2 separate regions of the Homo sapiens genome follow, and region 1 is linked to region 2. A link is an interaction called in ENCODE POLR2A ChIA-PET data of the cell type or tissue named here. Cell type or tissue: PC-9. All regions are shown on one strand. Links, peaks and the distances in the headings refer to the core of each region. The heading gives the core; the rest is flanking DNA. Region 1 has its middle 14 kb from the start of CPNE5. Region 2 has its middle 33 kb from the start of PIM1.

Region 1 (2,500 bases), core at 1-2,500, 280 kb before region 2:
TAAATGCCAGTTCCTGTTCTAAATACCTGTTCTAGCTCATTTAATCTTCACAATAGCCCTTGAAGTTTGGCCCATTATTCTCATTTTATAGTGGAAGAAACTAAAGCACAGAGAAATTAAGAAACTTAAGTTCATGCTGCTGCTAAGTGGTGGAGCTGGGATCTGAACCCCGACAGTCAGGTTCCAGAGCTCTTTCCCCCAATGTCATCTTTGTTGATGCTCTTTTCCCTGCATTTTCTGTGATGTCTACTGATCACCCAATCTCACCCACCCTGGTGTCCACACAAGGTATCTCAGTGCCACATACCAGGGTCTGAAGTCCATGTTGTACTGCTGTGGGAACAGAACACTTTCATAAAGCTCAATCCCAGTAGCCAAAGCCAGCAGCTTATGTTAAAGCTCATCGTGTGCTTTGAATCTCTTCACTCTTCCAAGACCACCAGGATGAGGTGGAGAGCTCTGCTCCAGGAGGCATAAGATTGGTTCATGGTCCTGACTGCCCTTGCTCTTAGGGAAACCCCCCCTCCCCAGTTTCATGTTGGACAAATGTGACCTCTAGGACCTCACTACTCAAAGGGTGGTGTCTGGACCGGCAGTCACCATCTCCTGGGAGCTGGCGAGAACTGCAGACTCTCTGGCTGAGTGCTGAGTCAGAAGCTGCTTCCTAACAGGCTCCCTCAGTGATTCCTGCATGTAGTCATGTGAGAAGCCCTGGGCTAGGGCCCTTGGGCCATATTCTTTATAGTCTGTGTGCCAAGCTTCTCTTATCCATCATCCCAGGGGCACCTGTTTGAAAGCCTTTTCCACTGGTGTATCTACTTCCAACTTTAAGCCTTCTCCAAATGTCTAGAATCTCTTTCCCTTCCCCCACGAGAAGCAGCAGAGAGCTGTCTCTCTCCTGTGCCTTGATGAGCCCCCCATGGTCCTCCACACCTATCTTCAATAATCCCCATCCAAGTTTTAAACTTATCCTTGTTTTCTCCTGATAAGCCAGGAGAAAGCTCACCACCCTCACCGTGATGAGATGTAACAAAAATGAACTATCTCTAGTACACCCCACTTTTATGAGACCTGTCTCAATGGTACTAATCCTGACAGGATGTAGACACTCATATGACCAAAGAATTAAGCAGGATTCCTTTTAGATGAGCTTCCCTTATAAGGAAACGGGAACTTCTACAACTCTGGCTAACTGGCAGAACCACAAATTGTGAAACAATTCAAGCTTCACTCTCTGAGGTCATATCCTCTATGAAAACTGGTATGTGCCCACGTGACTGCCTTAGCATGGATTTGGTGTCCCTTTCCAAAAACAAGGAACTGTGCCTGTGTGGCTCTCCTCCCAAGGCATGCAGAACCTTCTTTGCTTCAGAGTAGCCATGATACGTTTCCACCACGCCTGTGCCTTGGATGAAAGTGGAGATTTTCAGGATTACGATTCTGGGAGGTTAGTGAACAGGTGCTATTCCTTGCTCTCAGAGGCAGATCCAATTATGTCCACCCAGTTCAGGCTGAAAGAAATACATTTCTATTTTTTCCAGAGTGTAGAACACTACTTTGCATACAAAAACCATCTCTGGGAAGTTACAAAGTCATTTATATGGTTTGTTGTTGGGTTTTGCTTTTTTGCTATTGAGAGAAAAGAGAAAGGTAGAGAAAGAGGTTGAAGGTAGGGAAGGCTTGGGGAACAGAACCTTGTTTGGCCATTCCATAAAGTAAATCACCATTTCCAAAATTGATAGAGTAGTAAGAAACATTAAAGTTATAATCCCCTCTTCAAGGAGCTACCAGCTTAAGGAACCAAACACCACAACATATACTGCCTCTGGTCCCATAATAATGTGCAGGTGGGCTCTCTGCAAATTCCAGGGATGGTGCAGGTCTCTTAGCACATACACCTGGTTCACTTACAGGTAATCCCCCCAACATGGTTTGGCTCTGTGTCCCCACCCAAATCTCATCTCGAATTGTAATCCTCTGTGTCGAGGGAGGGATCTGGTGGGAGGTGACTGATCATGGGGCATTTTCCCCCTGCATGCTGTTCTCACGATAGTGAGGGAGATCTCATGAGATCTGATGGTTTAAATATGGTGGTTTCCCCCGTGCTCGCTCTCTCTCCTGCCACCTTGTAAAGAAGGTGCTTGCTTCTCCTTTGCCTTCCACCATTATTGTAAGTTTCCTGAGGTCTCCCTAGCCATGTGGAACTGTGAGTCAATTAAACCTCTCTTGTTTATAAATTACCTAGTCTCAGGTAGTGTCTTTATAGCAATGTGAAAACAGATGAATACACCTCTTATTCAGAAATGTCAATTTCTGTCACTTAATTCTTTCTCTGGTTCTGCCCTTTTAAAGTTAGAATTGCTCTTAAAGAGGGAGAAGTCTACTGGAGATCCACAAGCCTAAAATGATGTGAAATCTTGAACATTCAATCTCTGTACTACTACTTAAGATGACTGGGATTAAAATGACCATTGGAACCTCATACAATATTTAGAATCAG
Region 2 (7,824 bases), core at 3,028-5,527:
GCCTCCCAAACCTCATTCCCGGGTTTCCCCTGGGTCTTCTTTCTCTTAAGACAAAGGTGTACAAGGCTCACTGTGGCTCTTGGTTTTATCCTTCCATGGGACATTAATATTTTATTTATTTATTTGTTTATTTTGAGATGGAGTCTTGCTTTGTCACCCAGGTTGGAGTGCAGTGGCGTGATCTTGGCTCACTGCAACCTCCATCTCCTGGGTTCATGCAATTCTCCTGCCTCAGCCTCCCAAATAGCTGGGATTACAGGCATATACCACCACGCCTGGCTAATTTTTGTATTTTTAGTAGAGACAGGGTTTCACCATATTGATTAGGCTGGTCTTGAACTCCTGACCTCAAGTGATCCACCCACCTCATCCTCCCAAAGTGCTGGGACTACAGGCGTGAGCCACCACTCCCAACCTATTTTATTTTATTTTATTTATTTTTGTGGGGCTGGGCTTGGTGGCTCATGCCTGTAATCCCAGCACTTTGGGAGGCCAAGGCAGGCAGATGGTTTGAGTTCAGGAGTTCGAGACCAGCCTGGCCAACATGGCAAAACCCTGTCTCTACAAAAATAGAAAAATTAGCCAGGCATGGTGTGGCGCATCTATAGTCCCAGCTACTGAATCTGAGGAGAGAACATGGCTTCACCCTAGGAGGTTGAGGCTACATGAGCTGAGACTGTGCCACTGCACTCCAGCTTGGATGACAGAGCCATATCCTGTCTCAAAAAAACCCAAACCCAAAAAACCCACATTATTTATTTTTATTTTTTCGAGACAGGGCCTCACTCTGTCACCCAGGCTGGAGTGCAGTGGCAGGATCCCGGCTCACTGCAGCCTCGACCTTCCCCAGCTCAAGCAATCATTCTGTCTTGGCCTCCCAAAGTGCTGGGATTACAGGCGTGAGCCATAGTGGCCGGCCAGGCATTAACATTTTAATGACTAGATCTAGAGGTTTGATATAAATATACCTCCTCCTGTAAACATTTGTTGAGCCTATTCCCAATTGCCAGGCACGAGGCCAGGCTCTTCCACTGCCTCACAAGCACCCTGGTCCCGTCCTTGAGTCATCAGCTTCCCAGATGCTTCATATGGGAACCTTGGAGAATCGCGGTGTGCGACTCTCCTCACCCCATTCCTCTCAAATCCAGGCAATGACCAAGTGTCCTGAGATTCATCTTCTGTCTCCCATTCACGCTTCACTTCCATTTCCACAGGGCACCCCCCTCAGCCCTTCCTTGGGTCACTTGTGTCACTGCAATAGCTCATTGACAGAGGCCCCTGCCTCCAGCCTTACCTCCTTCTAATCTATCCCCCTTCATCACGTTATCCCCCAACTCCAAATCCTTCAAGAGTTTCCCAAGTTTCCTTCAAGATCCTCCGTAATCCTGCCCAGACTCTCCGTGGTGGGATGTATTTTATAGAGACCTGCCTGATCCTTGACAGGGGTTTCAGTGAGGGAAGGAGGTGAGGGTCCCAGGGTGCCAGCCTGAGCGGAGGGGTGTGGACACAGGAGGGCCTGGTGCAATGTGGCTGGGGCGAAAATCTGAATCATAGTCAGTGAGGGCAGCCAAATTCCTATCTGGGAAATCAGGGCAGTCTGAAGGGTGAGGCCAAGCTGTAAACAGAATGAGTAATGAGGTCAGAAGCTGGTGGGGACCAGAATCACGTCTAGATGCAGTTCAAGGAAACGGAAATGGTACAAGGCTGAGGCTGTGAATTGAATTATAAGAAGGTATTGAAGTAACCCAAACATGCTGCTCTATGCAGGGATGGGGGTGGGAGGAACAGCCCGAGAAATCTCCCGTTCCTCTCGCTCCCTAAAAGGGTACCAAATACATGCTCTTTGCTTTTTCATGTGTGTGTAAAGGCCCTGTCTCCCCTGCCGCCTACAGTTTCATACCCCTCATATGCCTCCTAGCAATGCCAAGTGATTTGTTCAAAGTTGCATGCAGGCAGATGTGGAAACAGGGCTATATCCCTCCAGCCAACTGGGGATATGCTAGGGCAGTGAGCTGAAACTCAGGTTCATAGGTTGGCAAATTACATCTCAGATTCTTCATCTGTAAAATGAGGATAATAACAACATACTTCATAATAGTGTTATATTACAATAACACCACTATGAGGATTAGCCAAGCAAATATTTCTAAAATACTTAGAACAGTGCTTGGTACCTCGTATATGTTGTATAAGTGTTCGTTAAATAAAAATAAGGTACTCAGCTGGTAGGTAGGGCCAGTACTGAAAGTCAGTTCTAATTTTAACATTTGAGTCCTTAGCTCTTCCAAAACTAAGGTCAACAGCAGGCTACGGTGGACTAGGCTGACTACAGGACTTTCAAAAATTAATTTTCCCAGCCAGGCATGGTGGCTCACGCCTGTAATCCCAGCACTTTGGGAGGCTGAGGCGGGCGGATCTTGAGGTCAGGAGATCGAGACCATCCTGGCCAACATGGTGAAACCCCGTCTCTACTAAAAATACAAAAATCAGTTGGGCGTGATGGTGAGTGCATATAATCCCAGCTACTTGGGAGGCTGAGGCAGGAGAATCACTTGAACCAGGGAGCTGGAGGTTGCAGTGAGCAGAGATTGTGCCACTGCACTCCAGACTGGCGACAGAGCGAGACTCCGTCTCAAAAATAATAATTTTCCACTGTGTGCGATGGCTCACGCCTGTAATCCCAGCACTTTGGGAGGCCAAGGTGGGTGGATCACTTGAATCTGGGACTTTAAGACCAGCCTGGGCAACATGGCAAAACCTCGTCTCTACAAAAAATACCTGCCCCCCCGCAAAAAAAAAAAAAAAAAAAAAAAAAATTAACCAGGCATGGTGGTGCGCACCTATAGTACCAGCCACTCAGGAGGCTGAGGTGGGAGGATTGCTTGAACCCGGAAGGTCAAGGTGAGCTGTAATCTCACCACTGCACTCTAGCCTGAGCGACAGAGCAAAACCCTATCTCAAAAAAAAATATTAATTTTCATTTCAACTTAGAAAAACATGCTGTTGACTTATTTCACTGGGGCACACAGGAAATACCACTCAAGTTACTACCCTTACCTGTTCTTAGGAAACCACTCAGAAATCCAGAAGGACCAGTTCAAATATACTACCTATCCCAAATTTAATAGGCCTCACGAAAAAAAAAAAAAAAAGAAAAAAAAAGCCAGTCTTAGAAAATGACTGTGGGTGTCAAAACCAGCAAGGATTAGGCAATGGAGTTGAGTCCAGCAAGGTTCAAGGCTACAGCTCGTGTTGGAAAGGGAGCTGTGAGGAGTTAATGCAAAGAGGAGGAAATATTCTATTTATTTTTCTCAAAACTATTGGAGGTGGTAGTGTTTGGAAAGGGAGGGAGGAGGGGAAAATATGAGTGTATGGTTTGTAAAGTGATAAAATATGGACTCAGTGTATTGTAATAACTCAGTAGCAATTCAGAGAAGATAGTGCAAAAGTCTGTTTGCTCTAGCCATCTATCAACCAGAAACCTTTATTAACTGAACCTCTCACGCGACTACAATATGGCACTAATAGATGTTTGAAAATGATGACCCTGATATACTGCAAAATCCTAAACAGCTTTCTGAAACAGGAGAAAAAAGATGAAATGAAGCTTGCTATGGTTTGTGACAAGCGTATTTTATTGTATTCTAATTTTTTCAAAACAAGCAATATTTTTGTCATGTGTAGTATGTGATGATTTATATGCCATCTAATAACTTTCTATTCGTCATAATATTAGAACAATACATTACCCGACTGTGGTTGGTATCAGGGTTTAATAAACATTCTTTTTCTCCTAACACGCCACCACCAGCCCAGTTGCTTGGTTCCATTTTCCCTCCCGTTGTCCTTTATTTAATTTTAGGCCCAAACTTGACCCCAGTGGTCTTCCACTGTTTTTATTCTTCCCTAAGGAGGGTGTACCTGGCCTCAGGAGCCACTTACCCGGCCTCGCAGAAGTTTCACACTTCTGTTTCACACCCAGGGTGGAGCTTTCTTTCTCATAACAGAAAATAAGGAGGGACAGCCGCCTGGGTACACTTAAAAAATAAACGCATCTCTGGGGAGGTAAGGTCCTCGGAGAGCCAGGCAGTGACAACTGAGTGGTGTGGAGCACGTGGATTAAGTAGAACAGAAACAGATCCTGCCAGGACCGCCCCAGGGACGCCAGAGACACAAAGCAGAAACTGATTGTGCCCGGAGGGCCCTGCATCCCTTACCCACGCTGGAGGTTCTCCCGCCTTTTCTAATTACCTTCCCATTTCTTTTGCTCCCCTTCTCAGCCCGAGTGTTCAGGACTCTGCATACCACAGAGGTCAGACACAAATAAAATCCATACATGGACTCCATTCTCGGGTCACAGAATTTGGTGAACAACTCAGATTGAAGATGGCTCCCGCTCCCACCTCCCAACCCCACCACCAAAGCTTTGCTTGTAAACACCAGTCACTTAGTAACACCCTCCATCAGTCGCCTTTGGGCTATTATTCATCACCGACTAACCTTAAACCAACTTCATCTTCACAGGGCTCCCCCTAGAAGAGAGGAAATTCCACAGCTCTGATGTGATGTGAAACGTGATCTGACCGCCCCAGCACTCTTTCTTTCTCACTCTCCCCAGCCAGTTCTCAAACTGGGTTTCCCTGGCCCCTCTCGGGGAGGCCTTCTCCCGCCCCACTCTCCACCCCCTACTTCTTTCCCTCTCCATTTTCCACGCTGTAACCTGATAGGCTGGAAATGCAGCTTCTTTCATCTTATATTTCCCACATCCTGAAAGTTTGGAGAGAAGGAGCCCACCCAGATGAAGGAATTCCAAGTATGTGCAGCCCCCTCCTCCTTTAACTCCATTCACAAAGCAGATTACTAATGGCCCGAGGCTCCAGGGAGGCCCCATCCCCTCCCCACCCCCCACCTCCCAGGGAGTTTACTCATTCCACATCCTTACTCCTCGCCGGTACAGAAACCTAAGTCCACATGCCGAGAACCAAAAATTAACTTTTCCCTGGACTCTGAGCCTAAGAAAAGCTTTCAAACCTCACTCTGATTGGGACTGCAGTGGCCAGGAGATTCTGCTTACCAATCATTTGTCCCCTCTTTAGCATTTTTAGATAAAAGGGTTCAGGGAATATGAGTCATTGGATCAAGGGGAAAGGATATAACTGTAAATGCGATGCATGTCAAGGAGGCATGCTCAGGTCTTTAGGAAAGATCACAGGGCGTTCTAACTCAGAGTCATTTCAGCAGAAATTGTTTCAAGACCAGAGTAAGAGATGCTTCAAGATAGGCAGAGAATGTGTGGGGGAGGCCGGGTGCGGTGGCTCAAGCCTGTAATCCCAGCACTTTGGGAGGCCGAGGCGGATGGATCACGACGTCAGGAGTTCGAGACCATCTTGGTCAACATGGTGAAACCCCGTCTCTACTAAAAATACGAAAAAATTAGCCGGGCGTGGTGGCGGGCGCCTGTAGTCCCAGCTACTTGGGAGGCTGAGCCAGGAGAATGGGATGAACCCGGGAGGCGGAGCTTGCAGTGAGCTGAGATCGCGCCACTGCACTCCAGCCTGGGGGACAGAGCCAGACTCCGACTCAAAAAAAAAAGAATGTGTGGGGGAGTATGGGGGGTGCGGCGGTTCTGGTAATGTTTTTTGTTAAGAAATGTCTTGAGTCTTCACTACCTGGAAATTAGTGATCACGAAACGTGCCCCTGGGTCAGTTCTTTGGTCCTCCTGTCTTGAGTTCTGTCACTGACAGGGAAACAGGACAGGGACAGCTTCTTTGACTCAACCTCAACCTCTTCCTCAAAGGTTAGGAAGTACCCCCCCAAGCATCCTTTTTCATTAAGGATGCTTAACTATCTTATCTATCCTTCAAGGAGGGTGAGAAAGCAAAGCAGTTTTGAATCTGTACCCGCCTGGGATAATCAGTTCCCTGAGCTTACAAGCTTTGTGTGACATGGAATTTCCTGTATCAAGGAGTTCACTCCTGTCCCAATATTAGGAAGTACATTTAATAGATGTCTACCCATGTTGTCTTTGCAACTCAGGATAGAGTTGCAAAACTTGCTCAATGCAATAGCATTTAACAACAACAACAATATATATATATGAGATAAATCTGGGCATATGTTAGTGCATAGGGTTATGCATTCAATAGGTCTAATGATTGCCAAAGAACTCTCATAGAATTCAAGAGACCAGACCTGGAAGATGCAGTAACAGTGATAAGAAATAACAGACTGTGGCAGAACAGCCACATTGCAACTCCTTGGACCATTCCCAAGGTGCTGAGAAGAAATCTGTACTGCAGCTCAGCCCCAGGTTTGCAATCTTTATGTTTAAAGTGCCGCCTGCTCATGACATCCAACTGGTAATAGGCTCCTACCAAGGCTCAGCATCCTTAGGAGATAGCAGCACAAAATGATAGAATCAATGCCTGCAACAACAGAGCAAGTATTCATCTCTCTAGGCCTCAGTTTCTTATCTGTAAAATACTAAGGCTACCCCAACCCTTGCTTATCAAAGTGCAATCCCCAGACCAGCAGCAATGCATCAGCGGCTAACTTGGGAGATAACTAGAAATGCAGGCTCTCAATCCCCACTCTAACCTGTTGCATTTTCACAAGCTCCCAGGTGATTCCTGTGTACATTACAATTTAAGATGCCTTGGCCTAGACTCAGGCTCTGCAAAGGTCCTCTACATAGTACTGAAATTGTCTGATCTCATTAAGTGGCTTCCAAGGAAGTTTTTCTTCTCTGATAAATAGTTTTCCGGCCAGGCACGGTGGCTCACGCCTATAATCCCAGCACTTTGGGAGGTTGAGGTGGGCGAATCACAGGGTCAGGAGTTCAAGACCAGCCTGGCCAACATAGTGAAACCCCATCTCTACTAAAAAATACAAAAAATAAGCCAGGCGTGGTGGCGGGCACCTGTAATCCCAGCTACTCTGGAGGCTGAGGCAGGAGAATCGCCTGAACCCGGGAGGCGGAGGCTGCAGTGAGCTAAGATTATGTCATTGCACTCCAGCCCGGGCAATAGTGTGAGACTCTGTCTCAAAAAAAAAAAAAAAAAGTTTTCCTTCTTTCTTCTGCCTCCAGTCTTGGAATGTACTGTGTCCTCTGCCAAGGAACTCAAATTTTAGTAGGCATAGGACTCATACAAAGACCTTATTTACAATGCAGATTCCTGAACCCCATCAAGAAGCTGACTAGGACCGTGGTGGGGCCAGAGAATCTGTGTTTCAATCAGTCTCTTCCATGCGGTTCTACAGATTATGGCCCCAGATTACATATTTTTTTCTTAACTTTTCTGTTATGTAAAATTTCAAACATGGAAAAAAGAGACAAAATAGTAATATTAAACTATCATGTTTCAATCCCCAGCTTCAACAATTATCAATCAACTCAAGGCCAATTTTGTTTTCCTCAGATCATATTTTTGAAAAACTCATAGCTAGACCCTCCAGACCTTCCAGATTCCCTTCACCTACCTTTAGTGTTCAGCGTGTTCTCACTGAGGGCAAGAGTTATATCCTATTATCTTAAAATCCCCAGTATCTAACACAGTACCTGGCACATGTGGTACTCAATAAATTTGTCATAAAAATAACAAATTAAAAATAATTTTAGGCCAGTGATGGTGGCTTATGTCTGTAATCCCAGTATTTTGGGAAGGCAAGGTGAGAAGATCACTTGAAGCCAGGAGTTCGAGACCAGCCTGGCCAACATGGAGAAACCCCATCTCTACTAAAAATACAAAAAATTAGCTGGGCATAGTGGCGGGCACCTGTAATCCCAGCTACTCGGGAGGCTGGGGCAGAATTGCTTGAACCTG

What was found. Peaks named below come from ENCODE experiments on the same cell type or tissue, not always from the same donor. Only the 100,000 strongest peaks of a DNase experiment are listed, where the experiment ranks them.
Region 1: POLR2A ChIA-PET joins it to region 2 with 25 read pairs; 3 of 35 experiments call an interaction of 5 or more read pairs at or near these places.

The regions. Positions count from the first base shown.
Region 1 is chr6:36,852,316-36,854,815 of GRCh38, forward strand. No RefSeq gene overlaps it. Among named protein-coding and RNA genes, the nearest start is that of CPNE5, 14 kb to the left of the region's middle. In PC-9, for the core only: no CTCF peak of the experiment used is centred there; DNase peaks (open chromatin) are centred at 656 and 1,196; H3K27ac peaks cover 2,459 bases.
Region 2 is chr6:37,133,162-37,140,985 of GRCh38, forward strand. No RefSeq gene overlaps it. Among named protein-coding and RNA genes, the nearest start is that of PIM1, 33 kb to the right of the region's middle. RefSeq lists an enhancer at 4,277-5,113. In PC-9, for the core only: no CTCF peak of the experiment used is centred there; DNase peaks (open chromatin) are centred at 3,030, 4,510 and 5,080; H3K4me3 peaks cover 2,237 bases; H3K27ac peaks cover 2,500 bases.